2 separate regions of the Homo sapiens genome follow, and region 2 is linked to region 1. Evidence: read pairs that join two places in POLR2A ChIA-PET (ENCODE). Cell type or tissue: GM12878. All regions are shown on one strand. Each heading gives the region's core, and the rest is flanking DNA. Links, peaks and the distances in the headings are about the cores only.

What was found. Peaks named below come from ENCODE experiments on the same cell type or tissue, not always from the same donor. Only the 100,000 strongest peaks of a DNase experiment are listed, where the experiment ranks them.
Region 2: POLR2A ChIA-PET joins it to region 1 with 7 read pairs; 4 of 35 experiments call an interaction of 5 or more read pairs at or near these places.

What each region holds. Positions count from the first base shown.
Region 1 is chr19:10,966,861-10,981,691 of GRCh38, reverse strand. The region is part of intron 1 of SMARCA4 (SWI/SNF related BAF chromatin remodeling complex subunit ATPase 4); the gene reads right to left. Among named protein-coding and RNA genes, the nearest start is that of SMARCA4, 13 kb to the right of the region's middle. RefSeq lists enhancers at 3,854-4,546, 8,354-8,403. In GM12878, for the core only: a CTCF peak has its summit at 12,756 (motif pointing right); a DNase peak (open chromatin) is centred at 12,951; H3K4me3 peaks cover 1,749 bases; H3K27ac peaks cover 2,788 bases.
Region 2 is chr19:10,735,139-10,752,067 of GRCh38, reverse strand. All of the region lies in intron 1 of DNM2 (dynamin 2), which reads right to left. Among named protein-coding and RNA genes, the nearest start is that of MIR638, 25 kb to the right of the region's middle. RefSeq lists enhancers at 896-1,517, 2,653-3,467 and a silencer at 13,058-13,127. In GM12878, for the core only: no CTCF peak of the experiment used is centred there; no DNase peak of the experiment used is centred there.

The sequences.
Region 1 (14,831 bases), core at 9,832-14,831:
AGGGATATATTCTTAGACAAGAGATGAAAGGCTCAAAATGACCTCATTCCACTTTCATGGCTAACAGCAGGAGAGAGGACCAGGAAACTCAGCAGGGGAGGAACCAGTGGCTGGCACTCCAGCCAATCCTGAAAAGATGGCCCCTGACATAAACAAACCTAAATGTGTTACTGCAAGGAAATTCATCTGGAGGCAAAATCTGACCTGATTCTGCTCCGTGTGGATATTCGCACATTCTGCTACAGAAACAGGATCTGTCTGATTATGAGATGCCGCCCTGGCCTCTGCCATGTGACAACAGTCTGAACCTTGCGTTTATGTTACTAAGATGCTGATTTTGGAGCCTGAAGCCTCTGGTCCATGGGTATGTCTGCAGGGAGGATGCGCCTGCAGCTACCTCCATAGGTGGGAAGCCCAGCAACGTGGGCACGGCCAGGGCAGGGGGAGGCACTGGCTCCTTGGCGCTCCCCTCTGGGCCTTCTGTCCCCACAGTCTTCTCAGGTCCACAGAGTGTTGCAATGAGGTAGGAAAAGGGACAGCAGGACTGCCACATACTTCATAGATCCTGTGATATTCAGGGACCTATAGCTTCTTCCTCACTTGAAGGTCTTTATTCTAAGTCAAATAAACTGAAACTGACAGCAAAATACAATCCAGCACGCCTGTAATCCCAGCACTTTGGGAGGCCAAGGCAGGGGGATGGCCTGAACCCAGAAATTCAAGATCAGCCTGGGCAACATGGCAAAACCTCATCTCTACAAAAAATACAAAAATTAGCCATGCTTGGTGACACATGCCTGTAGCCCCAGCTACTTGGGAGGCTGAGGTGGGAGGGTTACCTGAGTCCAGGAGGTTGAGGCTGCAGTGAACCATGACCGCACCACTGCACTCTAGCCTGGGCAAAAGGGCGAGACGCTGTCTCAGAGGAAAAAGAGAAAAAGATCCAGGTCATTGAGGGCAAACCATCTTTTCCCTCTCTGAAGGTGGACAAGCCAACGAGCATACACTGGGAAGTGACTGAAATTATAGCTCTCCTCATTGTACATTTTTTTTTTTTTGAGACAGAGTCTCACTCTGTCGCCCAGGCTGGAGTGCAGTGACATGATCTCTGCTCACTGCAACCTCCGTCCCCGGGGTTCAAGCGATTCTCATGCCTCAGCCTCCCGAGTAGCTGGGACTACAGGCGTATGCCACCTAATCGTACTTTACACTGAGCATTAGAACTTCTCCCCTCTCCCTTCCATCAAATCATGCGATGCCGTCACAGCCTCCAGGAACGGCTCCAACTCAAAGCAGCGCTAACTTTGTCAACGGAAAAACAGAGTACACTGAAGATGCTGCCCCAAAAAACCATTTTGTGCCCGAATAAGGCAAGTCTGCTTTTTAGAAGCACGGGGTTTCACAGAGGCTTGTTAGAATGGCCTCTCCTCCTGAAAATGCTGCCTCTAGAGTCAGGCTGCAGTGAAACAGGAACGCGGGTGCCACCAGCATCCGCAAATTCATTTCCGGATTGAAAGCTCAGACACGTGCAGAGTGACAGTAAAGGGGATCCCAACAGCCCGGGAGTGATGCAAAGCCATCCCCAGCAGTATCGCCCAGTGCCAAAGCCTGTGATGAGGTTGCTGGTGCCTGCACTTGAACAAGCACTGGCCGACTTGCAGCACAAAGTGGAGAGCCGTGGAGCGACTCCACGTCCTCAGCTCAGTACTGAGGGGAGCAGCGTGTGATTCTGCTTACTCTCACTGACTTGTACATGCCCTGATCGCAGGATCATAGGTGAACAGCTTGAAGAACACTGCGTCAGACATCCCTCCTGACGTTCCAGAAGGCATTCTTGGGCCCCCCCAGTCAATACCACTCTCCCAGGGAAACCACTATTTTGACTATCACTGTGGCTTCCTTTCACCTGTTATTGAACTTCCAATAAAATGACGGGTGTGGTGGGTCACGTCTATAATACATATATTATATAATATACAATATATACTTATAACATATAATATATGTAACATATAAATAATATAATGTTGGGGGCAGTGGGTCATACCTATAATCCCAGCACTTTGGGAGGCCAAGGCAGAAGGATCGCTTGAGTCCAGGAATTCAAGACCAGCCTAGGCAACATAGCAAGACCCTGTCTCTACAAGTTTTTTTTTTTAAATTAGCTTATACTCAGGAGGCTGAGTAGGGAGAACTGTTTGAGCCCAGGAGGTCAAGGCTGCAGTGAGCCATGATCGTGGGCAACAGAGAAAGACCCTGTCTCAAAAAAAAAAAAAAAAGACAATCACACAGGGTCACCATGTCTGGGAGAGTCATCCGTTCTTTTTATGTGAGCATTCTCATTTTCATAGACATTGTACTCTACCAGGTTCTGGCCAGCACAAATCAAGCTGCTATGAGAGTCATTTGGTGAACACATGCATTGGTTCTTCTTGGGTGTCCAAGAATGAAACTGGTGGTTATAAAGGGAGGCATAAACTTAGCTTTGCTAGTTTTCCAAAATAGTTGTATCATCTACACACACGGTCCCACCTCCCACACAGGGACAGCATTCCAGGTGCTCTTCATCAACCCCAACACTTGCTGCTGTCAGTCCTTACAACTTTTAACAATGTTGCCAATGTCCAATCGCATCTTCTTATGGTCTTCATTTGCATGTCCCTCACAACTAATGGCACGGAGCACCTTTCTGTATGCTTACTGGCTATTGAGATATCTATCTATCTATTTATTTATTTATTTAGAGACAGAGTCTTGCTCCATCACCCAAGCTGGAGTGCAGTGGCGTGATCTCGGCTCACTGCAACCTCCGCCTCCTAGGTTCAAGCGATTATCGTGCCTCAGCTTCCCGAGTAGCTGGGATTACAGGCACGCACCACTATACCTGGCTAAAATATATATATATATATATTTTTTGTATTTTTAGTAGAGACGGGGTTTCGCCATGTTGGCCAGGCTGGTCTTGAACTCCTGATCCACCTGCATCAGCCTCCAGAAGTGCTGGGATTACAGGCACGAGCCACCACATATGTGGCCGGTATCCACTTTTAAAAAGTAGAAAGTATCGGCCGGGCGTGATGGCTCATACCTGTAATCCCAGCACTTTGGGAGGCCGAGGCAAGCAGAGGTCAGGAGTTCGAGACCAGCCTGACCAAAATGGTAAAACCCGTCTCTACTAAAAATACAAAAATTAGCCAGGCGTGGTGGGTGCATGCCTATAATCCCAGCTACTTAGGAGGCTGAGGCAGGAGAATCACTTGAACCCGGTAGGTGGAAGTTGCAGTGAAGCCGAGATTACATCATTGCACTCCAGCCTGGGCAATAAGAGTAAACCTCCATCTCAACAAACAGAAAAAAAGAGAGAGAAGCTCTTAATTCTAATGAAGGCCAGTTCATCAAGTTTGGTCTTTGAGGTTTAACATTTCTGGGGTCCTATTTAAGAAATCCTCGTCTACCGTAAGGTCATGCTGACAGAGGAAGGGAAGGGATATTTGCAAATCCAGCGGGGACTGTGGCTTGCCTTCACCTCCCTGTGATTTACAACTGCTGAGGATGTCTCAGTCACAAAGAAATGGCAAGGAAGGAAGATCTAGCCAGGAGGTAGGGGCCTCAGCCTACTTGATGGTAACAACTGAGACTCCCCGCACTGGGCCCTCACCACCACACAGGGACTACAGTGGTCCTGCTGGCCAGCTGACAGATGACAGGGAAGTGGAAGAGTTCAGGTCACAAGGCCAAGGCCACAGTGGAACTCACTGCCATGCATCCCACACTCTGAACATGGACTGTGAAGCCACGGTGCCACCTGCCTCACGGGTAACCTCCCTGTGGCTCCACCTCCTCCTCCACAGGCTGGAACATCGAACCATCACTCACAGGCAGGAAGTGCCAGCCGCTCAGCTGGTGAAACCAAGGTGCCCCATCTCTCCCCAGGTTTACTGAGCAGCTGCTTAGCACGTGAAAGGTATCGCACTAGGAGCATCACACAGATGAGGTCCTCAGATGCTCCCATCAAAATGTGAAGCAGAGGCTCCTTTCCCTGAACAGAAATGAGAAAACTGAGTCATGGGCTGGGCATGGTGGCCCATGCCTGTAATCCCAGCACTTTGGGAGGCCGAGGCGGGCGGGTCACTTGAGGTGAGAAGTTCAACACCAGCCTGGCCGACTTGGTGAAACCCCGTATCTACTTAAAAAACAAAAAGTAGCTGGGTATGGTGGTGCATGCCTGTAATGCCAGCTACTCGGGAGGCTGGGGCAGGAGAATTGATTGAACCCGAGAGGCAGAGGCTGCAGTGAGCCGAGATCACACCACTGCACTCCAGCCTGGGCAACAGAGCAAGAGTTCATCTCAAAAAAAACAAAAACAAAACAAAAAAAAACTCGAGTCCGTAACGCAGCCTCCCCCCAGCACAAACCGCAGGTAACACTCCTGCCCCGCAATGCTCAGGAACAACAGACTGGCTTCCCCTCTTGGGCGCGCATCAGGTAGAAGCAGCTGGCTGGAGAGCAGCAAACCCCTAGGTGCGATCCAGGACCTGCTGTCAGCCATGACACGCCCACCCTGGCAAGCAATGCACACAGATTTGGCCGGCTGCCAAGAATTTTGTTCTTGTTATTTGTTTATTTATTTGTTTTGGAGACAGAGTCTCGCTCTGTCACCCAGGCTTAGCGCAGTGGTGCGACCTTGGCTCACTGCAACCTCCGCCTCCTAGGTTCAAGCGATTCTCCTGCCTCAGCCTCCCGAGTAGCTGGGACTACAGGCGCACACTGCCGAACCTGGCTAATTTTTTTGTATTTTAGTAGAGACAGGGTTTTTGCCATGTTGCCCAGGCTGGTCTCAAACTCCTGAGCTCAGGCAATCCGCCTGCCTCGGCCTCCCAAAGTGCTAGGATTACAGATGAGAGGCACCACGCCCGGCCCAATTTTTTTTTTTTTTTTGAGACAGGGTCTCGCTCTGTCTCCCAGGCTGGAATGCAGTGGCGCCATCACAGCTCACAGCCTTGAACTTCTGGGCTCAAGTGATCCTCCCATCTCAACTTCCCGAGTAGCTGGGACTACAGGCTCATGCCACTATGCCCAGCTAATTTTTGTATTTCTTTATAGAAATGAGGTCTCGCCGTGTTGCCCAGGCTGGTCTCAAACACCTGGGCTCAAGTGATCCGCCCACCTCAACCTCCGAAAGTGCTAGGACTACAGGCATGAGCCACCGCACCTAGCCCAAGCCACAGTGCCTGACCCACAAACATCTCTTATCCCTCCTTGCTCCCACAGCCATAAGCATGGTGTTGTTCTCAGCCCTCAACCTCCTCCTGGCCAGCTCACCCTCCCTGAAGGGCTGGGGTGAGGCCAGCCCTGTAGAAGCTGGATGGGGTGTGGGGCTGGGTGCACCTTGCTCCGGCGAGATGTCTACACGGGAAGGCCAAACGAGCACGGCCAGGAAAGGTGTCTAAGGACAAGGAACACCTCTCTCTCTACCCCTTCTTACCCCATCGCCAATCATCCCTGCCCTTCTATACAGGAAACGAAGGATTTGGCATTTTCAGCAAAGTCCTGGGGTGGCCAAAGGTCGTCCCTAAGGTGTCTTACACGGTGCCGCTTAGAGTCCTGCAATGGGGCCCTCAATGATAAGTCACTAGCAGGGGAAATTCACGCAGCAATGAAATCCATTGCAGACCAGGAGGCCACACCTACTCAGGTGGAAAAAGCAAAGGATGAGGGGATTCAGGGGCCAAAAGGGCAAGAATAGTTAGTACAGCGTGTGGAAGCCAAATCCAGATGTGTGCGGCCCTTGGATCGGGTGCTGCCGGGGCCTCCACAAGGAGAAAACAGAGCCTGGGAATCCAGGCCAGCAGCCAGAAGGAATGACCGGAAGTGAAACTACTCTGGCACAAGAATCTAAAAGCTAAGATGTAAAACACTCAGTTAAAAGTCCAGGAGGTTAACCCTTTCCCTGGGCCAAAGGGTCTAGAAGTGGTGTGGCCATATTGCCTCAATTTCTTGAGAAGCTCCTCAATTGCCCAGCAATCAGAACCCCCACACAACCCACGCTGCAGAAGTCTTGGCACATCAAAAAAGAATTGAGAGGCTGGGCGTGGTGGCTCACGCCTACAATTCCAGCACTTTGCGAGGCCAAGGTGGGCGGATCACAAGGTCAGGAGTTTGAGACCACCCTGGCCAACATGGTGAAACCCTATCTCTACTAAAATACAAAAATTAGCTGGGCGTGGTGGAGCTGGCCTGTAGTCCCAGCTATTCGGGAAGCTGAGGCAAGAGAATCGCTTGAACCCGGGAGGTGGAGGTTGCAGTGAGCCAAGATCGCGCCACTGCACTCCAGCCTGGCAACAGAGAAACACTCAAAAAAAAAAAAAAAAAAGTAAGGTTGGATATGGTGTTAATGCCTATAATCCCAGCACTTTGGAGGCCAAGGAAGGCAGATCACCTGAGGCCAAGAGTTCGGGACCAGCCTGGCCAACATAGCAGAATCCCATCTCTAGTAAAAATACAAAAGTCAGCCAGGGGTAATGGTGCATGCCTGTAGTCCCAGCTACTCAGGAGGCTGAGGCACGATAATCACTTGAACCAGGAAACGGAGGTTGCAGTGAGCCAAGATCACGCCACTGCACTCCATCCTGAGCGACAGAGACCCTGTCTCAAAAAAAAAAAAAAAAAAAAAAGAATAACTATATATGCATATGGCTGGGCATGGTGTCTCACAGCTGTAATCCCAGCACTGTCGGAAGCTGAGGCGAGCGGATCACCTGAGATCGAGACCAGCCTGGCAAACGTGGTGAAACCCCATCTCTACAAAAACACAAAAGTTAGCTAGGCGTGGTGGTGGGCACCTGTAATCACAGCTACTTGGGAGGCAGAGGCAGGAGAATCACTTGAACCCAGCAGCCAGAGGTTGCGGTGAGCCAAGATCGCACCACAGCTCTCTAGCCCAGGCAATAGAGCAAGACTCTGTCTCAAAAAAAAAAAAAAAAAAAAAAAAAAAAAAAAAAATATATATATATATATATATATATGCATGTTAATCCATGCATAGAAATTACCCCAAAGAAAACATGCACAAACCGCTGTCAGCACAGCCAGTAGCTCTCTCTGATGGCATGTGATGAGGAACTTACCCTTTCCATATCACAGATGTCTGGCGCTTTTTATTTATTTTTTACAATAGCCATCTATTACTTTTTATATTCAGATTTTTAAAGAAAAACTTCCAAGAAAAAAAAAAAAAGCCTAAATCAGAATACCCATGAAATAAATACCCACAAGAAATGCCCAGGAAGTGTCTTTGTGGAAATAAAAGAGAAAGATCAAAGGATGTGAGAACTACCATGTTCTCATTATTTTCAACTTCATCAAAATTATCATCTAAAATAGAAACATCTGTTGACGTTCAAATGTGGAAGGAGACTGCTTGAGGAAGAGAAGAGGTCTGGTCTCTTCTTTCACGCCACCCCTAGCTTTTGTCTTAAAGCACTGCGGTGACCAGCCCCAGGCAGGGCAGGTTGCTAACCAGCAATCGGATCCCTTGGAAATCTGTTTGTTGGAATTATGGTGGTTGTTTTCACCTTGCATGAGAAACTAGCATTATATTTAAGTTTGGTCCCAGGATATCTGCTATTGTGTTTTTTGGGGCTTGGGGAAATTTGTTCACGGACACATTTCAGCAGCAGACCAACGTGGGAGTCAGGTTATGGCAGAGGCTTGGGCGGAACAACAGCAATGGGCAGGATGGCTTCCGCAGAGCCAGCCCCGTTTACTATGCGTGAACTACAAAACAAAATGTTCCCCTCGGTGGTCTATAAGAAAACCTCCAGGCCGGGCGCGGTGGCTCACGCCTGTAATCCCAGCACTTTGGGAGGCCAAGGCGGGTGGATCACGAGGGTCAGGAGATCGAGACCATCCTGGCTAACACGGTGAAACCCCGTCTCTACTAAAAATACAAAAAATTAGCCGGGCGTGGTGGCAGGCGCCTGTAGTCCCAGCTACTCGGGAGGCTGAGGCAGGAGAATGGTGTGAACCCGGGAGGCGGAGCTTGCAGTGAGCCAAGATCATGCCACTGCACTCCAGCCTGGGTGACAGAGCAAGACTCTGTCTCAAAAAAAAAAAAAAAAAAAATTAGCTGGGCGTGGTGGCGGGGGCCTGTAGTCCCAGCTACTCGGGAGGCTAAGGCAGGAGAATGGTGTAAACCTGGTAGGCGGAGCTTGCAGTGAGCCAAGATTGCATCACTGCACTCTAGCCTGGGTGACAGCGAGACTCCGTCTCAAAAAAAAAAAAAGAAAACCGCTTAAGAGCACCTACCCAAGGGACCTAAAAGCATCCAGGACGGTTCTCTGCCTTAGGGGAGTGTCCTCTAACCCCACAGGGACGTGTGGTGTCTACACTGCAAGCCTGCAAATGCTATCCTAGCTATCAATTAGATGGATGTTTTTCAAGCTCTTCTGATCATGTCTCCATGTGACAATGTGACCCAGCAGAAACATAACACGCAGAGTAACCGCATCAAGTGTCACAAATCCATCCTGACCCACGCTCCCTGTGGAACATCAATAACCCCATTCTTTTTTTTTTTTTTTGTAGATGGACTCTGGCTCTGTCACCCAGGCTGGAGTGCAGTGGCACAATCTCAGCTCACCGCAACCTCGGCCTCCCGGGTTCAAGCAATTCTCCTGCCCCGGCCTCCCAAGTAGCTGGAACTACAGGCGCACACCGCCATGCCCAGCTAATTTTCGTATTTTTTGTAGAGATGGGGTTTCACTATGTTGGCCAGGCTAGTCTCAAACTCCTGAGCCGATGATCCGTCCACTTTGGCCTCCCAAAGTGCTGGGATTACAGGCGTGAGCCACTGTGCCCGGCCCCTATTCTTTCTTTTCGGCTGGCCGAGGCCCACTGGATGGATGTCCTGCGCCACCACCGGGTCTGCTGTGTTATCAGCTATATACGCAACACTGAGCGTGAGGAGTGACACTGTGTGGAGACGGCAAGAGGAGTCCCCACAACAGAGGCATGCAAAGGCCAAGAGTGGGCAGGGAGATGCAGAATCCATACCTGCCCAGTGTCACTCGTGACAGGCCTTCCCCACCGCCACAGCAGAGGACTTACTGATGACTACCCCCAAATACGAACAGCGCTGAATGCACCAAGCTGGTTCCAAACACCAGGCATCTGGCAGAGAACAACACAATTCCTACCTGGAGGAGTGGACAGCAGAGTGACAGAAATAGCCAAACATGACACAATGTCACATAGAAAGTGGAAGTGTTATATTAAAAAAAAAAAAAAGTATTCAGGGCCGGACGTGGTGGCTCATGCCTGTAATCCCAACACTTTGGGAGGCCGAGGCAGGTGGATCACCTGAGGTCAGGGGTTCGAGACCAGCCTGACCAACATGGTGAAACCCCATCTCTACTAATAATAAAAAAATTAGGACCAGGCTTGGTGGCTCATGCCTGTAATTCCAACACTTTGGGAGGCCAAGACGAGTGGATAACTTGAGGTCAGGAGTTTGAGACCAGCCTGGCCAACATGGTTAAAACTCATCTCTACTAAAAATACAAAAATTAGCCGGCATGGTGGCAGGCGCCCGTAATCCCAGCTACTCGGTGTGGGGGCTGGGACAGGAGAATCGCTTGAACCCAGGAGGCGGAGGTTGCAGTGAGCTGAGACTGTGCCACTGCACTCAAGCCTGGGTGACAGAGCGAGACTCCGTCTCAAAAAAAAAAAAAAAAAATTAGCCAAGCGTGGTGGTGCACGCCTGTAATCCCAGCTACTCAGGAGGCTGAGGCAGGAAAATTGAAATCGCTTGAACCCGGGAGGCGGAGGTTGGAGTGAGCCAAGATCGCACCATTGCACTCCAGCCTGGGCGACAAGAACAAAACTCCATCTCCCCCCTCCAAAAAAAAAAAAAAAAAGTATTCAGGGTGGGCATGGTGGCTCACGCCTGTAATTCCAGCACTTTGGGAGGTTGAGGCAGGTCGATCACTTGAGGCCAGGAATTTGAGGCCAGCCTGGGCAACACGGTGAAACCTCGTCTCTACGAAAAATACAAAAATTAGCTGGCATGCGGCTGTAGTCCCAGCTACTTGGGAAGCCAAGGTGGGAGGGTCCAGACTGCCATGAGCTATGATTGCACCACTGTACTCCCCGCTGGGTGACAGACCAAGACCTTGTCTCAAAGAGAAAAAAAAAAAAAAAAGACACAATGTCACATAGAGGGTGGAAGTGCTATAAATCTAATCAAGCAGGGTTCGCAGGGTTAACAGATGAGAAGCACTCCTTCTATGGTAGCCTGGGACACCTCAGTGATGAAGATGTCTGAGCAGAGATCTGTAGTGACATGGGCACCATGTGGTTATTTATCTACCACAGAGGAACAGCAAGTGCAAAGGCCCTGGACTGTGCTTGGCATATTCCAAGGCACAGCAAGTCAGCCAGTGTGGCTGGAGCAGGGAAGGTGGGAAAACACACTCTGTTTCTTTTTTTTTTCTTTGAGATGAAGTTTCACTCTTGTTGCCCAGGCTAGAGTGCAATGGTGCGATCTCAGCTCACTGCAACCTCTGCCTCCTGGGTTCAAGTGATTCTCCTGCCTCAGCCTCTCAAGTAGCTGGGATTACAGGCACGCGCCACCACGCCCAGCTAATTTTGTATTTTTAGTAGACTAGGTTTCTCCATGTTGGTCAGGATGGTCTCAAACTCCCGACCTCAGGTGATCCACCCGCCTCAGCCTCCCAAAATGCTGGGATTACAGGCGTGAGCCACCGTGCCTGGCCCACACTCCGTTTCTCTACACTCTCACACAGCACTTTTGACACCAACTCAGAGAAAACCAGTTTTCTTCTACTATACTCTCATAACCGAGAACAATTCTGTGACCAGATGCGTGGGTCTTTTCCAAGTAATTCTCCAAGTCTCCAAACACCAGCTGGGTGTCCTACAATTTAACTCAATTCAGACTCTATCTCCCACAAGTTAAGGACTTTATCGGCCAGATGCAGTGGGCTCACCTAAGCACAGTGCTTTGGGAGGCCAAAGTGGGAGGACTGCTTGAGGCCAAGAGTTTGAAACCAGCCTAGGAAGTATAGCACCCTGTCTCTACAAAAAATTTAAAAATTAGCTAAGCCTGGCAGTGGTGCACACCTGTAGTCCCAGCTACTCGGGAGCATGACATGAGCCCAGGAGCTGGACACTGCAGTGAGCTATGACTGTATCACTGCACTCCAGCCTGGGTGAGAGTGACACTCTGTCTCTAAAAGAAAAAGAGCTGTCCCATAAGACTGCTCCCACTACAAATGCCATTTGCACATCCCAGGGTCCAGTACTTCTGCCCAGCCACCTATAAATTGGGAATTCCCACAACCCCCTCCTCGATTTGATTGATTTGCTAAAGCAGCGCCCAGAACTAAGGCAGGCACTTCACTTCCCATTAATGGTTTATTATAACGGATACGACTCGGGGTCAACCAGATGGAAGCAATACAGACAGCTTCAATGGCCCCTCCGTACATGCCACCCTCTAAGCACTTGGTCTTTCTGGTAACCAGCCCCATCCTGGGCTATCTAGGAGCCCCATCCTAAATCACCTCATAAGCATAAACTCAGCTGTGATCAAAAGGGGCTCATTATGAATTTTAAAAGACACACCTATCACTCCTATGACATGTGGCGCAAAGACCAAATATATTCCATATCATACCTCAGAGGGCAAGTGGGTGCGGCCACAGGTGGGGCATAGGGGAGAAGTCACAGGCCTTGAGGGCCACAGTAAAGGGGTTCCAGGAGCATCCAGTGCAGTGGGGAGCTGCTAGAATGTTCCAGGCACGGGAGTGGCACGGTCTGATAATGACTTTAATTTCTCTGGACATGCTGATGGAATGGATGTGCAAGTGAGGGCAAGAGATGAGGCAAGGGTGAACACCAGGGTCTCGGCTGGGACGTGCTGTTAGAAACATAAAAAGGGGGCCAGGTGCAGTGGCTCATGCCTGTAATCCCAGCACTTCGGGAGGCTGAGGCAGGTGGATCACCTGAGGTCAGGAGTTTGAGACCAGCCTGACCAACACGGAGAAACCCCGTCTCTACTAAAAATACAAAATTAGCCAGGTGTGGTGGTGCATGCCTGTAATCCCAGCTACTCGGGAGGCTGAGGCAGGAGAATCGCTTGAACCCAGGAGGCGGAGGTTTCAGTGAGCCGAGACCCCGCCATTGCACTCCAGCCTGGGCAACAAGAGACAAACTCTGTCTCAAAAAAAGAAAAAAAAAAGAAAGAAATATAAAAAGGCGCCAGGCGTGGTGGCTCACGCCCATAATCCCAGCACTTTGGGAGGCTGAAGTAGGCAGATCCTTTGAGCCAAGGGGTTCAAGACCAGCCTGGGAGATAACATCAAGACCTCCACTTCTAAGAAAGTAAAACCTAAAACATAAATTTTTAAATAAACATAACAAGGCCCCCCTTCCTCGAGGCTGACCAAGCCCTAGAGCAAGGCTTGGCAAAGACAGGCAGGGCCGGGGTTCAGCCCCTGGTTCTTGAGGTAGAGGGTGGAGGCCAGGGAGATTCTGAGAGGAAAACGGAATTCTGAGTTCAAAGAGGTTAAGCCATGCAGAACAGAATCCCGCCTCAAGTCTCTTTGACTCCAGGGCCTGAGTAACTGATTCAGGCCGAGGATCAAAAGGAATAGGATGAGAACCTTGAAGGTCGAGGAAGGGCAGAGTCAAGAGGAAGGGCAAGTAAAGAGCCACTCCCACAGGCACCCAGGAGATGCCTCCAGGAGGCAGGCAAGGCCTTCAGGTGCCCAGCCAGTCCAGGCTGTGCCAGAATCACATTTGATCATCACAGGGGCAGTTTCAGCTCCCTGGGCACAATGAGACATCCACTATGCCCCTTTACTGGGACTTTCGGAGCAAGATGGGTCGCACACAGCAGACCCTCCCCCTCAAGTCTCCCACTGGAACAGGTGAGCAGCAACTGTCACATCAGCCACCTGCTTCCTGAGCCACTGGGGCGTGACTTGCCAGTGGCAAAGAGAAAACTTAAAAAACTCCCAAGAGCTAGCACAGTGGATCACGCCTGTAATCACAGCTAGTCAGGAAGTGGAGGCTGGAGGATCACTTGAGTCCAGGAGTTAAAGACCAGCCTAAGTAACACAGCGAGTCTCCGTCTCTAAAAAAATAAAAAGTGGAAAGAAAAAAAAAACACCTCCTCAAAGAACCATTTTAAAGTCGATCACTATTAAAAACGGGGCCCGTGCTACTCTATCACACTCACAGCTGGCTGCACACAGAGCAAAACGGTTCACAGTGACAAGTGTCCACATACATAAATGAAGCTATGCCCCTTTAGGGAGGTAACAGAGTCCCCAAAAGCAAAGCTCTGGAAACCAGTCTGGGACTTAAAAAAACATTTGAGGCCAGGAGTGGTGGCTCATGCCTGTAATCTCAGCAGTTTGGAAGGCCAAGGCAGGCGGATCACCTGAGGTCAGAAGTTTGAGACCAGCCTGACCAACACGGAGAAACCCCGTCTCTACTAAAAATACAAAATTACTGGCCGGGCGCAGTGGCTCACGCCTGTAATCCCAGCACTTTGGGAGGCTGAGGCGGGCGGATCATGAGGTCAGGAGATCAAGACCATCCTGGCTAACATGGTGAAACCCCCGCAGGGCATGGTGGTGGGCGCCTGTAGTCTCAGCTACTCGGGAGGCTGAGGCAGGAGAATGGCATGAACCCGGGAGGCGGAGATTGCAGTGAGCCAAGATCGTGCCATTGCACTCCAGCCTGGGCAACTAAGCAAGACTCCGTCTCAAAAAAATAAATAAATAAATAAAAATTAAAAAAAAATACAAAATTAGCCGGGCATGGTGGCGCACGCCTGTAATCCCAGCTACTCAGGAGGCTGAGGTAGGAGAATTGCTTGAACCTGGAAGGCAGAGGTTGCAGTGAGCCGAGATCACACCGCTGCACTCCAGCCTGGGAGAAAAGAGTACAACTGTCTCCAAAAAAAAAAAAAAAAACCACACATTTGAAAGGGGCCAGGGTTGGTTTCCACCCTACTAACATTTACCTATTTTCTAAAGAAAGCCCCCTTCCAGTCGGGCGCAGTGGCTCACGCCTGTAATCCCAGCAGTTTGGGAGGCTGAGGCAGACGGATAACGAGGTCAGGAGATCAAGACCATCCTGGCTAACATGGTGAAACCCCGTCTCTACTAAAAATACAAAAAATTAGCCGGGCGTGGTGGCGGGCGCCTGTAGTCCCAGCTACTCAGGAGGCTGAGGCAGGAGAATGGCGTGAACCCGGAAGGGGGAGCTTGCAGTGAGCTGAGATCGTGCCACTGCACTCCAGCCTGGGCGACAGAGAGAGAGCAAGACTCCATTTCAAAAAATAAAATAAAATAAAATAAAATAAAAACAAGAAAGCCCCCTTCCCTGAGGGAATTGGAGGGAAATCAATGTGTCCCTTCTCTCTGCCCTGTAACAACAAACCCAGCTACACCTGGCACTTCCATCCAGGCCCTTTCCCATATATGAAGAAGAGTTGAGGCCACAAATCACATGCCCATCAATCCCACACCCTGAAAAATTAATGATTAATGTCCTTAGGATGCAGTTAACAGAAAACTTCAATCAAGAAATCACTGGGCATACTAATGAGTCCGCTATGTCTCCTTAGGGTTGACACCTATGAGGGTGGCAGCACCTGAAGCTCCATTCAGCCTCAGGCTTCATTCTGACCTGTTCCCTCTCATACCTTCCCCCAGTATTCCAGCAGCTGTTATCCTTCCCAACCCCCGGCTTTTTTTTTTTCTTTTGTAGAGACGTAGTCTTGCTCTGTCGCCCAG
Region 2 (16,929 bases), core at 6,179-11,178, 230 kb after region 1:
CCTTATCTACAAAAATTCAAATGTTTAGCCAACCAAAATTGGTTTAGATTGTATGACCCGACCCCGGCCAATGGGGAGAGGGTACAGGAGCAGGACTTGCATCAGGAATAAAGGCTCTCGTGTCCCTTTGTTCAGGTGTGCTCTCATGGCGACTGGCCAAGGACAAGCACCCCTCTGTACAGAAGTAAAATTGCTTTGCTAAAAATCCTTTGTTCGAGTGTTTAATTTCCTTAAAATTTTGAGTGTTATTCCGAACAGTTCTAAGTCGGGCACAGGAGGGCACAGCCTGGGCGACGGAGACGCAGCTCTCAGGGGAGAGTTTGAGGACAGGGCAGGGCAGGCGCAGAGGGCCTCGCATGCCAGGCTGAGAGCGCCAGGAGCCCTGGGACTTATCCGATTTTGCTTCTAAAAGTTCCCAGACTGCTGCATGCAAAGGGCACCAACATTCACCCTCGGCCTGGACTGCCTCCGAAATGAGCCCCCCAGAAGTCTCCTAGGAGCTTGGTGAGCAGGGGCCTGGCCCTAAGGGTTTTCTGGGACACAGCAGCAGGAGTACTTGGAGCCTTCCAGAAACCACCTCCCAAGCAGCTCTGCCTGGAACACTGACACTGGCCACTTAGCAGGAAGTGACTTTCCAGCCTCCGTCATCTACTTCCTCCTCGTTGATCCCATCCGCATTCTGAGAGTACTGAAATCTACCTACTCCTCTCCTCTCCCTTTGCTGCTGCTACAGTGCCCTCTGTGCACCCAGGCTGCCCTGCATTCCAGTCCCTGCTTGGCCACCTCTGTGCTGTGTGATCCTGGGCGGGCTTCCTGGCCTCTCTGGTCTAGGTTTCCCGTCAGTAAGACAGGGTAACCTTGCCAAGCTCAGAGTGATTCCGCTCGAATGACATTTCCTCAGAGACTTCTCTCACCCCCATTCACACCTCTCCCACCTCCACCCCCCATGCCTCATTTTTCTCTGTGGAACTAACACATGCTAAATGTCACTTAGCTGCATTTTGTTCTGGCTCACATACAGACCCCATACCCCCATCTGAGCTGTGTGGGGAGCTCACACACAGCTCCCCAAGGTGGGATCCTCCAACATTCCATCCCCAAAGCATAGAGTAGGGCTGGCACACAGGAGATGCACAATTAAGTAGTTTATTAACTTTTTTTTTTTTTGAGATGGAGTCTTGCTTTGTCACCCAGGCTGGAGTGTAGTGGCGCAATCTCAGCTTACTCCTGCCTCAGCCCCCCAAGTAGCTGGGATTACAGGCGCCCAGCACCACACCCGGCTAATTTCTTTGTATTTTTAGTAGAGATGGGGTTTTGCCATTTTGGCCAGGCTGGTCTCGAACTCCTGGCCTCAGGTGATCCACCTGCCTCAGCAGCCCAAAGTGCTGGGATTACAGGCATGAGCCACCGCGCCCGGCCTTATTTATTTTAGAGGCAGGATCTCACTCTGTGCCCAGGCTGCATCAGCAGCACAATCACAGCTTACTGCAGCCTCAAACTCCAGGGTACAGGCAAACCTCAGTCTCGGCCTCCTGAGTAGCTATGACTACAGGTATATGTCACCATGCTTGGCTAATTTTTTTTTTTTAGAGATGGCATCTTCCTATATTGCCCAGTCTGGAGTGCAGTGGCACAATCATACCTCACTGCAGCCTTGAACTCCCGGACCCTAGTGAACTTCCCACCTCAGCCTCCCAAGTAACTGGGACTGCAGGCACACACCACCATGCCCGGCTAATTTTTTTATTTTTTGCAGAGACAGGGTCTCGCTATGTTGCCCAGGCTGGTCTCAAACTTCTGGCCTCATGCAATCTTCCCGCATCGGCCTCCCAAAGCACCGGGATTACAGGTGTGAGCCACTGCACCTAGCCTAGTACTATTGCATCATTTCAGTACCTGGCCTCCTATCCATGGGCCCAGGCCAGGCCCCAGGGTCCTGGCCCAACCTCCCACCTTCCCCAGTGACCTTTCTAAAATGAAGATCCTGCCTCCAAGCTTCTCTCTTGCAGAAACCAAGTGACTGGTCCTAGCCCGTCCTGTCCAGTCCTAGTCCCAGTGCTGACCGGGTTCCCCAGCCCCACCCCCTGCACCTGCCTCCTCTGAGTTCTCTCTGGCACTGCTGGCCTTCAGGCCTTTGCAGGGGGTGTTCCCTCTGCCAGGAAACCCTCCCATAGGCCCTGCCTACCTGGCCATGGGCAGGTGTGATGGCTTGCGCCCCTCCCTCCCAAATACACACCCCTTCCCACTCCCAGCAAAACGGCCTCTGATGAAGGTCTAGTCCTGTGACACGCCAAGACTTCTGCACCTGGCCTGGTCACTGCTAGATCCTCAGCACCTAGAACAGTGCCTGCCAGACAGTGTGTGCTCATTAAGTATTTGTTGAATGGGTAAGAAGAATCCAGACTGTGGAGCCAGGCAGCCTGGGTTCAAAGTCGAGCTCCGCCCCTCCTGGGCTGTGTGGCCCTGGACAGGTCTCTACCCCTCTCTGGGCACTGACTTGGCCATCCATGAAATGGGAGGACACTTCCAGTCTGCCACAGAGGGCCCAGCCACCGGCTTGGCCTGGCTCAAGTCACTTCACCCCACCAGAGCAGGTTTCAGAGCTCTAAAGTGGGCCACCTCTCCCTGGAAGGGGATAAGCGCTCCAGGAAGGCGGTAGGGGACAGGCAGGGAAGGGTGCAGCTGGGAGGCAGCACCCAGCAGCGATGGGAGAGGTGCCAGGTTGAGTCCAGCAGATCAGAAGCCCAGGCTGTTTATTTACCGTTTTTTGAACAGACCACAAGGCTCCACCAGGCGCCTTTTGACTTCCAGCCCCTATGAGGGTGGGGACGGCTACGTGCAGGAACGATGCAGGCTCAAACCCAGAGCCTTCCCATGGGAGGGAGAATCAACAGATAAGCCCACAGAGGGTGAGTCAGCAGTGTGGCCCAGAGCCAGCACCCCAGGGCAAGCCACCCCTCACCTGTGCAGCCTGGTGCTGGCAGGGCCTGGCCAGGACCCTGGGCTGGGATCCCTTCCTTGTCACCATATGCTCAGCACAGTCTCTTTGAGCCTGAATGTGGCTGGGAGGGCTCACGTGACACCACAGCCAGCCTTCAGCATGGCACTGGCCACAGGAAGAGGCTTCGGCAGGAGCCCACACTCCAGGGCCAATTTCCACCCTGGCCTCTTCTCTCAGGACTCTGATAAGAGCCACACAAGGAACGCTGGCCACCCAACAGGCTGTCTCTAACCCCATCTCGGGCAACATAGCGGCAAATCCTCTGACAACCCCAGAGGGGTTGAAAGTCACAAGGATGCCAGGGCCAAAAGTCCCATTTCAGACAGGTGGACTGAGGTTCAGTCTCAGGACTTGCCCAGGACGCTCAGCGAGGGAGGAGCAGAGCCAGGACACGAATGTGGGTGGGACACCAATGAGGCAGACCCGCAGTCACCCGCACCCACCTCAGGGGCTTCTCTGTCGCTCTGTTGGAGCAGAAGTGGGGACCCATGCCCAGTCTCCTCTGCCCACCTCGGTCCCTGCCTCATCCTTCCAACAATAGCCATTGGTCACCCAGCAAGGACGCCCAAGCCTTACAGTGCTCGGCCCACACAGTGTCCGCAGGTAGGTGCCACTGCATCCCTGTGGTCACCCCAAAGGGCAGGGAGGGGAGAAACCCCTCACGAGGCTGCAGACCTGGGGCTCCCCTGGCCCTCACCCACCCGCCTTGTCCAGCCGCGAGTCCTGCTGGTTTCACCTCCACATCAGGCCTGATTCTGCTCAATTCCCTCCACGTCCAAGGCTGTCAGCGTGTCCCACTGTCACCTGCCTACACCAGTGCAGTCGTGCCCTTGGTCCCCACAATCTGCCTCCCACAAAGCAGCCACAAGGTGCCTGTGCACACCATGTCACTGTAAACCCCTTTGTTATGGGCCCTCCTTGGGCTCCCGCTTCACTTGGAATAAAAGCCAGACTTTTCCCTGCAGCCCCCCAAGCCCTGCACGACCTGTCCTGTCACCTTCCTGTCCTCACCTCCCCCTACTCTCTGTCTTGCTGGCTTTACTCCAGCCACATATGCCTCCTCCATGTTCCCGAAACACACCAGACACTGTCCTGCCCCAGGGCCTTTGCCCAGGCTGTTCCCTCAGCCTGGAACCTTCTTCCTGCAGCATTAACAGAGCAGGCGGGCAGCTCCCAGCAAACTGCACCCTCCCTCCCCCCGCCATAGGAAGCTGCTCCCCTTCTTTCACACATCAACCCGCTCAATGCTCAGTGCCACTCACAACTGGCATCTTCCGGGTTCCTGATGTGTTCACCCAGCTGCAGTCTGTCCCTGCCCCCACCTCAACATCCTATTAGAGTGGCAGCCTCATGGGCGCAGGGTCCCGTATCGGCCCCTTCTCTGCTCTCTCCCCAGTACCCAACACACACCCAGGCAGGAGGCAGATGACCAATGCTTGCAGAACAATGGGCCAAATCTGCCATTTTACAGATGAGGAGACTTCTCACTTCCACAATCCACTCCTGGCCTCACTCCTCCCCAACATTCCCAGCCCAGCAGCCCCTCCCTGATCAGGAATCCTGCAGCTCCCGGCTCGAGGCCCGCCCTTGGCACTCAAGCCGTGGCATCACCTGCTCCCTGGTCTCATCCAAGGGACACAACAGGCTGGGAGCAAAAGCAGGAGGTGACCTGTGGCAATTCGTGATCGTGGCTCTGGGACTCTCCAGGCCCTGGCTGGAATCCAGTATTTCCTTTCTGGACAAGATGGGCAGGTCAGGTAACCTCTTTGTGCCTCAGTTTCCCAATCTGTTATGTGGGAATGATGCCACCTGCCTCAGAGAGGAGGTGGAAGGGTTTGTGAAACTCTTACCATGATACCCAAAAGAGAACATTCGCCCCATCGAATCAAAGTAAAACTCAGGCTGAGCACAGTGGTTCGTGCCTATAATCCCAGCACCTTGGCACGCAATCTCTTGAGCCCAGGAGTTTGAAACCAGCCTGGGCAACATGATGAGACCCTGTCTCTACTACTAAAAAAAAAAAAAAAATTGGTTGAGTGCGGTGGCTCATGCCTGTAATCTCAGCACTTTGCGGGGCCGAGGCGGGCAGATCACCCGAGGTCAGGAGTTTGAGACCAGCTTGGCCAACATGGAGAAACTCCGTCTCTACTAAAAATACAAAAATTAGCCAGGCGTGGTGGTGGGCACCTGTAATCCCAGCTACTCGAGAGGCTGAGGCAGGAAAACCGCTTGAACCCAGGAGGCAGAGGTCACAGTGAGCTGAGATTGTGAGATCATGCCATTGCACTCCAGCCTGGGCAACAGAGTGAGACTGTCTCAAAAAAAAAAAAAACAAAAAACAAAAAAAAAGCCGGCACGGTTGCTCACACCTGTAATCCCGGCACTTTGGGAGACCGAGGCAGGTAGATCACCTGAGGTTGGGAGTTCGAGACCAGCCTGACCAACAGGGAGAAACCCCGTCTCTACTAAAAATACAAAATTAGCCAGGTGTGGTGCATGCCTGTAATCTCAGCTACTCGGGAGGCTGAGGTGGGAGAATCGCTTGAACCTGGGAGGCAGAGGTTACAGTCAGCCAAGATCACACCATTACACTCCTGCCTGGGCAATAAGAGTGAAACTCCATCTCAAAAAAACAAAAAGGAAAACTCGATACAATGTAAGAACATGACCCTCCTCTGCTCATAACATTTGACGGTTTGACAGTTCCCAAGTGCCCCCCATGGCCCTGTCACCTCCGTGCCCTCCTCCCCCACCACCCCCTCACTCCCTGCCTCCAGCCACATTGGTGGTCAAGAAACAGCAAAAAGGCCGGGCGTGGTAGCTCACACCTGTAATGCCAGCACTTTGGAAGGCCGAGGTGGGTGGATCACCTGAGGTCCAGAGTTCGAGAGCAGCCTGGCCAACATGGTGAAACCTTGTCTCTACTAAAAATACAGAAAAATTAGTGGGGTGTGGTGGCGTGTGCCTGTACTCCTAGCTGCTCAGGAGGCTGAGGCACGAGAATCGCTTGAACCTGGGAGGCAGAGGTTGCAGTGAGCCAAGATCATGCCACTGCACTCCAGCATAGGTCAGAGTGAGACTCCGTCTCAAAAAATGAAATAAAAAGAAACAGCAAGGAGGCCAGACATTGCTGTCGCAGGGCCTTTGCACATGCTGGCCTCCTGCTTCGAAAGACCATCTCATCTCCTCCAAGTATTTCCACAATCCTGGCTATCTCCGGTTACCAGGGACTCAACTCAGATGTCACCTCCTCAGAGAGGTCTGTCCCCTACTGATGCCCACCTCCCCTTCATGTTGCCCTGTTTTCCTTCTAAACACAGCACTGCCCACTAGTTGGTACTTTTCTGGTTTATTTGCACCTCTTTTTTCAGAGACAGGATCTCACTCTGTCATCCAGGCTGGAGTGCAGTGATGCAATCATAGCTGACTGCAGCCTCAAACTCCTGGGCTGAAGCGATCCTCCTCCCTCAGCCTCCTGAGTAGCTCGGACTACAGGCACTTGCCACCACGCCCAGCTAACTTTTTTTATTTGTGTTTTTCTGTAGTGATATGCTGCCTAGGCGATCCTCCCACCTCAGCCTCCCAAAGCCCTGGGATTTCAAGCGTGCCCAGCCTAATTGCTCATTTATCTAACAGTCCCAACTAGAATATCAACACCTTGAGGGCAGGGGTCTTAAGCGCCCTTTCCCCAGCACCCAGAAACATATTAATGCAGTGGTTTGGCAAGGACAGCCGACTCCCTGAGGGCAGTACTTTGTGGAATGAAAACCGATAATGACCTAAATGTCCACTGGCAGGGAACTGGCTAAATCAATCTTGGGAGCTAGTCCGGGGAGCAATGCAGGCTGCAGTGCCGAAGGTCAAGTGCGATGCACGGACTGGATTATGCGTGGGGGATGATGTCCTCCACTTCGGGTTTTTTTTCCGCACATCCCCATTTCCTGTGTATGGACAGCAGGCTTGAGGTCATGTGAGGTGTGCAAATGAAAAACTTGCTGTTTTATAGTCTCCAACGTGATTTGAATGTCAGGCTTTTATAACTTTTTTATAACTGTGATTGCAGGCCAGTGTTGACCTTGTAACTTTCAGCAGTACTGAGAAACCCCAAAGAAACTGGCCGGCCCAGCAGCATTTTCAAGAGTGACGGGGAAACTGCTCAAATGTGGGGTCCTGGAGCTCACAACTCCGCCCTCCTAGGGGTGTCCTCGGTGTCATCCTAACTGCTCCCCACTGCAAGGGGTGGCCTGAGTACCCCAGCCAGCCTGGTGAGTGCCAGCTGTGGGACCTTGTTAGCAAAGTCTCTCCCATCTTGCAACAGGTGTCCTGCTCTGTAAAACGGTTGTGGTGAGGACTGGAGGAGACAGTTCCAGTTGCCAGGGCAAAGTGAACGCTCACTGTGTCTGCAGCCCTTACAGGGTGGTCAGCCATGTATGGATTTCCAGCTCTGTACCACCCTGAGGGCCCAAGTGAACTAGAGGCAGGCAGCCGGGCACCACCCACAGTCTGCATTCCACAGCCAGCCTCCTGGAGCCCCTTCCTTCCAGGGGAGTAGGTAGTGACCTCCAGGCAAACACGTTCTAGTTCCCTCCACCCCGAGACTCTCCCGGGGTGATGGGGAGCCAGCCCATAAGGAAATATCCAGGCAGACTCAGTCCACAATGTCACAAGTGACAGGAACAGCCCGGACCCGTTCTTGAGGTCTTTGTCCCACCCCCACAGCGTATCTCTCGGCAGATCCTGCCTTGGATATCCAGACCCATCCCCTCCTCCTCTGTTTCGCTCTAATGTCCTGAGGCCAAGTCTCCCATCTCAGGGCAAAGCCTCCCCCAGGCTCCCTGCCCCACAGGCTTGGAAAACTGCAAGTCAGATCACACTGTGTGCCTGATTTTTAAAGAATTTTTTTTTTTTTTAGATGGAGTCTGGCTCTGTCACCCCAGCCGAAGTGTAGTGGCAGGATCTTGGCTCATTGCAACCTCCGCCTCCTGGGCTCAAGTGATTTTCCTGCCTCAGCCTCCTAAGCAGCTGGGACTACGGGCGTATGCTACCACGTCTGGCTAATTTTTGTATTTTTTTTTTTTTTCTGGAAACAGTCTCGCTCTGCTGCCCTGGCTGGAGTGCAATGGCGTGATCTTGGCTCACTGCAACCTTGCCTCCCGAGTTCAAGCAATTCTGCTGCCTCAGCCTCCCAAGTAGCTGGGACTACAGGCGCACGCCACCACACACGGCTAATTTTTTTTTTTTTTTTTTTTTTTTTTTTGAGACAGAGTCTCGCTTTGTCACCCAGGCTGGAGTGCAGTGGCGCAATCTCGGCTCACTGCAAGCTCCGCCTCCCGGGTTCATGCCATCCTCCTGCCTCAGCCTCCTGAGTAGCTGGGACTACAAGCACCCGCCACCACACCCGGCTAATTTTTTGTATTTTTAGTAGAGACGGAGTTTTACCATATTAGCCAGGATGGTCTCGATCTCCTGACCTTGTGATCCACCTGCCTCCGCCTCCCAAAGTGCTGGGATTACAGGTGTGAGCCACCACACCCAGCCACACCTGGCTAATTTTTGTATTTTTAGTAGAGACGGGGTTTTGCAAGGCTGGTCTCGAACTCATGACCTCAGATGATCCGCCTGCCTCAGCCTCCCAAAGATCTGGGATTACAGGTGTGAGCCACCATGCCTGGCCGCATGATGTTTTTTCTCACCCGAGCACCTGTGCTTCCTTCCCACCCCTCAGGCCCCCAGCTAGAGCATCAGCTCCACAGGACAGGGATCTCGTCTGTCTTGTTCACTGCCCTGCCTCCAGCACACTATCTGGCACACAGCAGGTGTTCAGCAAATGCTAGCTGCACGGCAAAAGAAGCTGGCATCACGGCCGGGCGTGGTGGCTCACACCTGTAATCCTAGTATTTTGGGAGGCCATGGCAGGCGGAACACCTGAGCTCAGGAGTTCAAGACCAGCCTGGGCAACATGATGAAACCTCGCCTCTACAAAAAATTAGCCGGGCGTGGTGGCACACGCCTGTGGTCCCAGCTACTTGAGAGGCTGAGGTGGGAGGATCACTTGAGCCCAGGAGGTTGAGGCTGCAGTCAGCGGAGACTGAGCCACTGCACCACAACCTGCATGACAGAGGGAGACTCTGTCTCAAAAAAAAAAAAAAAAAAGAAAGAAAAACAAGCTAGCATCTCCAGGGCACTGCACAAAGCTCCAGGCACACAGGGCCTTCTTCCACCTTCACAGGGCTCTGGCCAACCCTGTTTTGCAGATGGGGAAACCAAGGATAGAGAGATTAAGTCATCCGGTCTATTGGCACACAGCTAAGAGCAGCCCTCCTGACCAATGAGGCACCAATCCAACCTGCGTCTAATCTCCATCTGCCAGGCACCATCCCGGTCACCACACAGCACTTCCAGGGGCACACAAGGAAAGGAAACCTTGGACTCCAGAGACAGGAAGGCCAGGCTCAGCTTCCTCATGGGGACAACTGAGCAAGATCATTGGGTGAAGACTCTGCAGCCTGGCAGCTCAGCCACAGCCTCACGGCAGGAACTGAATGAAGGCTGCCACTTCCCCAGCCCTCAGTTTCTCTATGAAATTGGGATAACAGCACCTACACTATGGGGTTGTCAGCAGGACAAACCCAGGGTCTAGCACGCATAAGGCCCTATTCCACAGGACTAGTTCACTAGTTCATGAGGGTGACGGGGGTGGGAGTGAAGGATGTCAATGCCTGGCACCACAACAGGCACAGACCCTTCTTCTTGGCACCCCAGCAAAGAGCCTTGGCACAGCCTTTCCTGGTGGGCCTGGCAACATCACTCTAAATCCACTTCTGATGCAACATGGCACTCCCTTGCAGGGTATCCACCCTGAGCATAGCAGACACACAAGCCTGCGGACCCCCAAGTCTCTGGCAGGAGGGGAAAAACTAGAAATAACCTAAAAATTCAAGGGGGAGAGTGATCAGTGTTAGTGGGAGTAGGCTCGACCCAGGAATACTTGCAGCTATAAAAAAGCACAGGACTCTCTCATGATGCTGCAATCAAGCAAAAACAAAGAAAGAAAAAAAGAAAGAAGGAAAAGAAAGAAGGGTAGAGGAAAAAGAAAAGAACAAGAACAAAAAGGAAGGAAGGAAGGAAAGAAGGGAGGGAGGGAAAGAGGAAGGTAAAGAGGAAGGTAAAGAGGAAGGGAGGGAGGAAGGAAAAAGCACAGAACAAAAGAAATATTGGCCAGGCGTGGTGGCTCACGCCTGTAATCCCAGCACTTTGGGAGGCAGAGGCGGGTGGATCACAAGGTCAGGAGATAGAGACCATCCTGGCTAACACGGTGAAACCCCGTCTCTACTAAAAATACAAAAAAAATTAGCCGGGCATGGTGGCGGACACCTGTACTCCCAGCTACTTGGGAGGCTGAGGCAGGAGAATGGCGTGAACCCGGGAGGCGGAGCTTGCAGTGAGCCAAGATCGCGCCACTGCACTCCAGCCTGGGCGACAGAGCAAGACTCTGTCTCAAAAAAAAAAAAAAAAGAAAGAAATATTGGCCAATTTGGGGCTGAGCACAGTGGCTCATGCCTGTAATCTCAGCACTTTGGGAGGCCAAGATGAGAGGATCACTTGAGCCCAAGAGTTCAAGGCCAGCCTGGTCAATATAGCAAGACCCTACCTCTAGAAAAAATACAAAAATTAGTCGGGTGTGGCACACGCCTGTGGTCCCAGCTACTCGGGAGGCAGAGGTGGGAGGATCATGTGAGCCCAGGAGACAGAAGCTACAGTGAGCTATGATCATGCCACCACGTTTCCAGCCTGGGAGACAGAGCAAGACCGTGTCTCCAAAAAGAAAAGAAAAAAGAAAGAAAGAAAGTTGGAGACTTCAATACCCCACTTTCAATCATGGATGGATATCAGCATTGGTATCAGGCAAGAAAAATAATAATAATGGATGGAACAACCAAATAAAAGATAACAAGGAAATAGAAAATACGAAACCAATAAGACCTGACAGATGTGTACAGAACACTCCACCCAAGAGTAAAATACACATTCTTATCATGTGCATATGGAACATTCTCCAGGACACACCGTATTCGAGGCCAAGCCATAAAACATGACTCAATAATTTTAAAGAGATTGAAATCATACAAAGTAGTTCCTCCAACCACAGTGAAATGAAGTTAGAAATGAACACAAGAAAGATGTTTTTCAGAAATTCTCAAATATATAGAAATGAACATACTGCTAAATAACCTATGTATCAAAGAAGAAATCATAAGAGAAATGAGAAGATATGCTGAGATAAATGAAAATGAAAACACAACATATCAAAACTTATGGATGCAGCTAAAGCAGGTTTACAGGGAAATTCATAGATGTAAGCAACTGTATTTAAAAAGAAGGAAGATTTTGGCCGGGCGCGGTGGCTTACGCCTGTAATCCCCACACTTTTAAGAGGCCGAGGTGGGTGGATCACCTGAGGTCAGGAGTTTGAGACCAGCCTCACCAACATGGTGAAACCCCGTCTCCACCAAAAATACAAAAATTAGCCAGGCATGGTGGTGGGTGCCTGTAGTCCCAGCTACTCAGGAGGCTGAGGCACGAGGATGGCGTGAACCTGGGAGGCGGAGCTTGCAGTGAGCCAAGATCGTGCCACTGCACTCCAGCCTGGGCGACAGAGCGAGACTCCGTCTCAAAAAAAAAAAACAAAAAAAAGAGAAAGATTTCAAATACTTTCAGATTTCAATAATCTTCCACTTCAAGAACCTCAGAAAAGGAGGGTAAACCAAATCCAAAGAGAAAAGAAGGAAATAATTAGAGAAGAAATAAAGAGACTAAAAAAATGGAGAGAGAAGTTAACACCACCACAATTTGCTCTTTGAATAGATCAACCAAACTGACAAACCTTTAGCTAGATTAACCAAGAGAAAAAGAGATAAGACTCAAATTACAAAAATCAGAAATAAAGAGGAGACATCACTACCAACCTTTCAGAAATAAAAAAGATGATAAGGGAATACTATTCTAACAAATTAAATACACCCTAGATGAAATGGACAAATTCCTAGAAAGACCCAAATTACTGAAACTGACTCAAGAAGACACAGAAAAACTCAATAGATGTACAAGAAATTTAATTAGTATTCAAAAAACGTCCCACAAAGAAAAGTCCAGGCCCAGGTGGCTTCATTGGTGAATTCTTTTTTTTTTTTTTTTTTTTTTTTTTGAGAGAGAGAGAGAGTCTTGCTCTGTTGCCCAGGCTAGAGTGCAGTGGAGTGATCTCGGCTCACTGCAACCTTGCCCCCCAGGTTCAAGAGATTCTCGTGCCTCAGCCACCCAGAGTAGCTGGAATTACAGGCATGTGCCACTACACCCAGCTAATTTTTGTATTTTTAGTAGAGAAGGGGTTTCACCATGTTGGGCAGGCTGGTCTCATCAATTCCTGCCCTCAAGTGATCTGCCCGCCTCAGCCTCCCAAATGCTGGGATTACAGGCGTGCGCCACTGCACCCAACCAGCATGGATGAATCTTGAAAACATGATGCTAAATAAACAAAGCCACACACAAAAGGCCATATACTGTAAGATTCCATTTATAGGAAATATCCAAAATTGGCAAATTCACAGACAGAAAGGACATTAGTGGCTTCCAGGTGCTGGGGGAGGGAGGAACTGCTTCATATGTATGGGTTTAGGGGAAATGAAAGTGCTACAAAATCAGATAGTGGTGCTGGTTACACAACTGTGAATATACTAAAATCCACTGAATAGTATATTTCAAAAGGATTAGGTATTATGGTATGTGAATTATATTTCAATAAAAATATTTCAGGAAAATAAAACAGTACAGGAGTTCCCCATGTCCCCATAGAAGAACAAGGGAACACGTCCTTCTTTTATTTATTTATTTATTTTTGAGACGGAGTCTCGCTCTGTCGCCCAGGCTGGAGTGCAGTGGCGTGATCTCGGCTCACTGCAAGCTCCTCCTCCAGGATTCAAGCCATTCTCCTGCCTCAGCCTCCTGAGTAGCTGGGACTACAGTACAGGCGCCCGCTACCACGCCCCGCTAATCTTTTGTATTTTTAGTAGAGACGGGGTTTCACCGTGTTAGCCAGGATGGTCTCAATCTCCTGACCTCGTGATCCGCCCACCTCGGCCTCCCAAAGTGCTGGGATTACAGGCGTGAGTCACTGAGCCCAGCCTTTTTTTTTTTTTTTTGCGATGGAGTTTTGCTCTTGTTGCCCAGGCTGGAGTGCAACGGTGCGATCTCAGCTCACAGCAACCTCTGCCTCCTGGGTTCAGGCACTTCTCCTGCCTTAGCCTCCCAAGTAGCTGGGATTACAGGCACCCACCACCACGCCCAGCTAACTAACTTTTTTTTGTATTTTTCATAGAGATGGGGTTTTGCCATGTTGGCCAGGATGGTCTTCAACTCCTGACCTCAAGTGATCCACCCGCCTCAACCTCCCAAAGTGCTGGGATCACAGGCGTGAGCCACCACACCAGGCCAGGTCCTTCTTAAAGAGTAACAACCGCTGGGATCCCCAGGAAGGGCCTGGCCTCCAACTGTGGCCAGTCCTCATCCCACCCTCCTGTAGCCCTCCCTCCCCTGTTTTTTTTGTTTTGTCTGTTTTTGTTGACATGAGGTCTCACTATATTGCCCAGGCTGGTATCAAACTCCTGGGCTCAAGCAATCCTCCCACCTCAGCCTCCCAAAGTGCTGGGTCTATGGGCGTGAGCCACCATGCCCTGCCACCTCGTGCCCTTTGATACTGATCTCAATGAAAGTCTCCACTTCCTTTTTATTTATTTATTTATTTATTTATTTTTTGAGATGGAGTCTCGCTCTTTCACCCAAGCTGGAGTACAGCGGCGTGATCTTGGCTCACTGCAACCTCCACCTCCCAGCCTCAGATGATCTGCCCACCTCGGCCTTCCAAAGTGCTGGGATTACAAGCATGAGCCACCACGTCCGGCCTACTTCCTTCTGTTGTGAGACTAATGCTTGTCTCCTCTGCCAGGCCTAACTCCTCTTGGTGGCAACCAGGCCTGTTTGACTCCAGAAGGGTGGCAGTTCAGGTCAGAGCCTGGCACAGAGCAGGCTCAGCAGACATTGCTGAGTGGGTCTTGCTCAGTGATTGACAAGTACATCAATGAGTGCATCCCGAGAGGGAGATGGGTGCCCCGATTACCTATCGCATGCCAGGCACCATGCAAGGGACTGCGCTACAGCCAGGGGCACCGCCCTACCATGGGGCATTCCCCTTCTAGTGGGGGGAGACAGAAAGAGAAATCAAACAAATAGGCCGGGTGCGGTGGCTCATGCCTGTAATCACAGCACTTTGGGAGGCCAAGGCTGGCAGATCACCTGAAGTCAGCAGTTCGAGATCAGCCTGGCCAACATAGTGAAACCTCGTCTCTACTAAAAATACAAAAATATACGGGCATGTTGACGTGCGCCTGTAATCCCAGCTACTTGGGAGGCTGAGGCAGGAGAATCGCTTGAACCCGGGAAGCAGAGGTTGCAGTGAGCCAAGATCGCCACTCCACTCCAGCCTGGGAGTCAGAGCAAGACTCCACCCCAAAAAAAGAAAACAAGAAACCAAACGCATAGGTGGAACAATGACAGGAATGACAAGTGGTTCCAAGAAAAATTAAGCAGGGGAAGGGGACAGAGAGAACAGGGTGGGGCGTTTGAGCAGAGTGGCCAGGGGGAGAGCCTTTTGAGAAGGAGGCTTTTAAGCAGAGGCCTTAGAATGCTGATGAAATGAGCCACAGGGTTATCTGGGGGAAGGGCAGTGCAGGCAGTGGAAGCAGCATGTGAAAAAGCCATGAGGTAGGACAGCGCCTCACCTGCATGAGAACATCATGGAGCCTCAGGGACGACTTCATTTTTACCCTGAGGGAACTGAGGGCCAGGGAGGATTCCAAGTAGAGGAAGGATATAGGGTCTCCCTCTGTCTCCCCGGCTGGAGTGCACTGACAGGATCACAGCTCACTTCAGCCTCAAATTCCTGGGTTCAAGCAATCCTCCCACCTCAGCCTCCTGAGTAGCTGGGACTGTAAGTATGCGCTGCCATGCCTGGCTAATTTTTAAATGTTTTGTAGAGATGGGGGTCTCGTTATGTTGCCCAGGCTGGTCTCGTACTCCTGGGCTCAAGAGATCCTTCCACCTCGGCCTCCCAAAGTGCTGGGATTACAGCGTAAGCCACGGCGCCCAGCTAGGAAGGATATTCTTAACAGGCTCCCTCTGTCCACTGCAGGGAGAACAGCCTGGGGGTGAGGACAAGGTTAAAGGTGCAAGACTGAGGAGGCAGAAACTGTACTGGTCCTGGGGAAGTAGTGACAGTGGATGGAATAATACACAGTTATAAAAACCAGTACCAGCTGGGCACAGTGGTTCACGCCTGTAATCCCAACACTATTGGCACACCAGCCTGGGTGCCAGAGAGAGACTTTGTCTAAACAAACAAACAAACAAACAAAAAACTAATACCGTGGCTTTCCACGTACTAATACACAATGATCTTTTCTATGAAATCAACAAGCTGATTCTAAAATATATATGTGGAGGCAAAGGAACTAGACTAGACAAAACAATTTTGAGAAACAAGAAAAAAGAGGACTCACATGGCCTGATTTCAAGTCTTACTATAAAGCTACAGCAATATAGAAATGAGTGGGCGTGGTGGCTCACGCCCATAATGCCAGCACTGTGGAAGGCTGAGGCAGGAGCATCACCAGCCCAGTAGTTTGAAACCAGCCTAGGCAACATTGTGAGACCCCATCTCTATTTTTTTCTTTTTTTCTTTTTTTTTTTTTTTGAGACAGAGTCTCACTCTGTTGCCCAGGCTGGAGTGCAATAGCGCGATCTTGGCTCACTGCAACCTCCACCTCCCGTGTTCAAGTGATTCTCCTGCCTCAGTCTCCCAATTAGCTGGGATTACAGGCACCCACCACCACGCCCAGCTAATTTTTTTGTATTTTTAGTAGAGACGGAGTTTCACCATGTTGGCCAGGCCAGTTTCAAACTCCTGACCTCAAGTGATCCACCTGCCTCCAAAGTGTTAGGATTACAGGCGTCAGCCACTGTGCCCAGCCCCCATCTCTATCTAAAAAGAGAAGAAAGATATGTGGTTTTGGAGAAAGGACAGAGCCATACATCAACGTCACAGAACAGACAGTTCAGGTTGGACCCACACAAATATGGCCAACTAATTCCAGACAAAAGCAACTTTAGGGAGAAAGGATGGTCTTTTCAATAGTGCCAGAAAAGGCCGGGCACAGTGGTTAATGCCTGTAATCCCAGCACTTTGGGAGCCAGAGGCAAGAGGATTATTACATGAGTCTAGGAGTTTGAGACTAGCCTGAGCAACACAGCGAGACCCCATCTCTTGAAAAAAAAAAATTAGCCGGGCGTGGTGGTGGGCGCCTGTAGTCTCAGCTGCTCAAGCGGCTGAGGCAGGAGAATCGCTTGAATCCGGGAGGCGGAGGTCGCAGTGAGCCAATATCACACCATTGCACTCCAGCCTAGATGACAGAGCGAGACTCTCCAAAAATAAAATAAAAATAAAATTTTCCATGATCCCAAAGGATAGAGTATGAAAAGAAGAAAACTAGTAACTTTCCAGTGGGGAAACCTAGCAAGCCTACCTCAGCCAAGAGATCAAGGTCAGCATCATCAGTTATCACTGTCAATAATTTATCAGTCTTGTTGGTATCCTATACTCCTGATAAGATTCACAGAAGATGGCTGGACGAGGTGGCTTACGCCTGTAATCCCAGCACTCTGGGAGGCAGAGGCGGGCAGATCATGAGGTCAGGAGATCGAGACCATCCTGGCTAACACGGTGAAACCCCGTCTAAAAAAAAATACAAAAATTAGCCGGGCATGGTGGCAGCCTGTAATCCCAGCTACTCGGGAGGCTGAGGCAGGAGAATGGCGTGAAC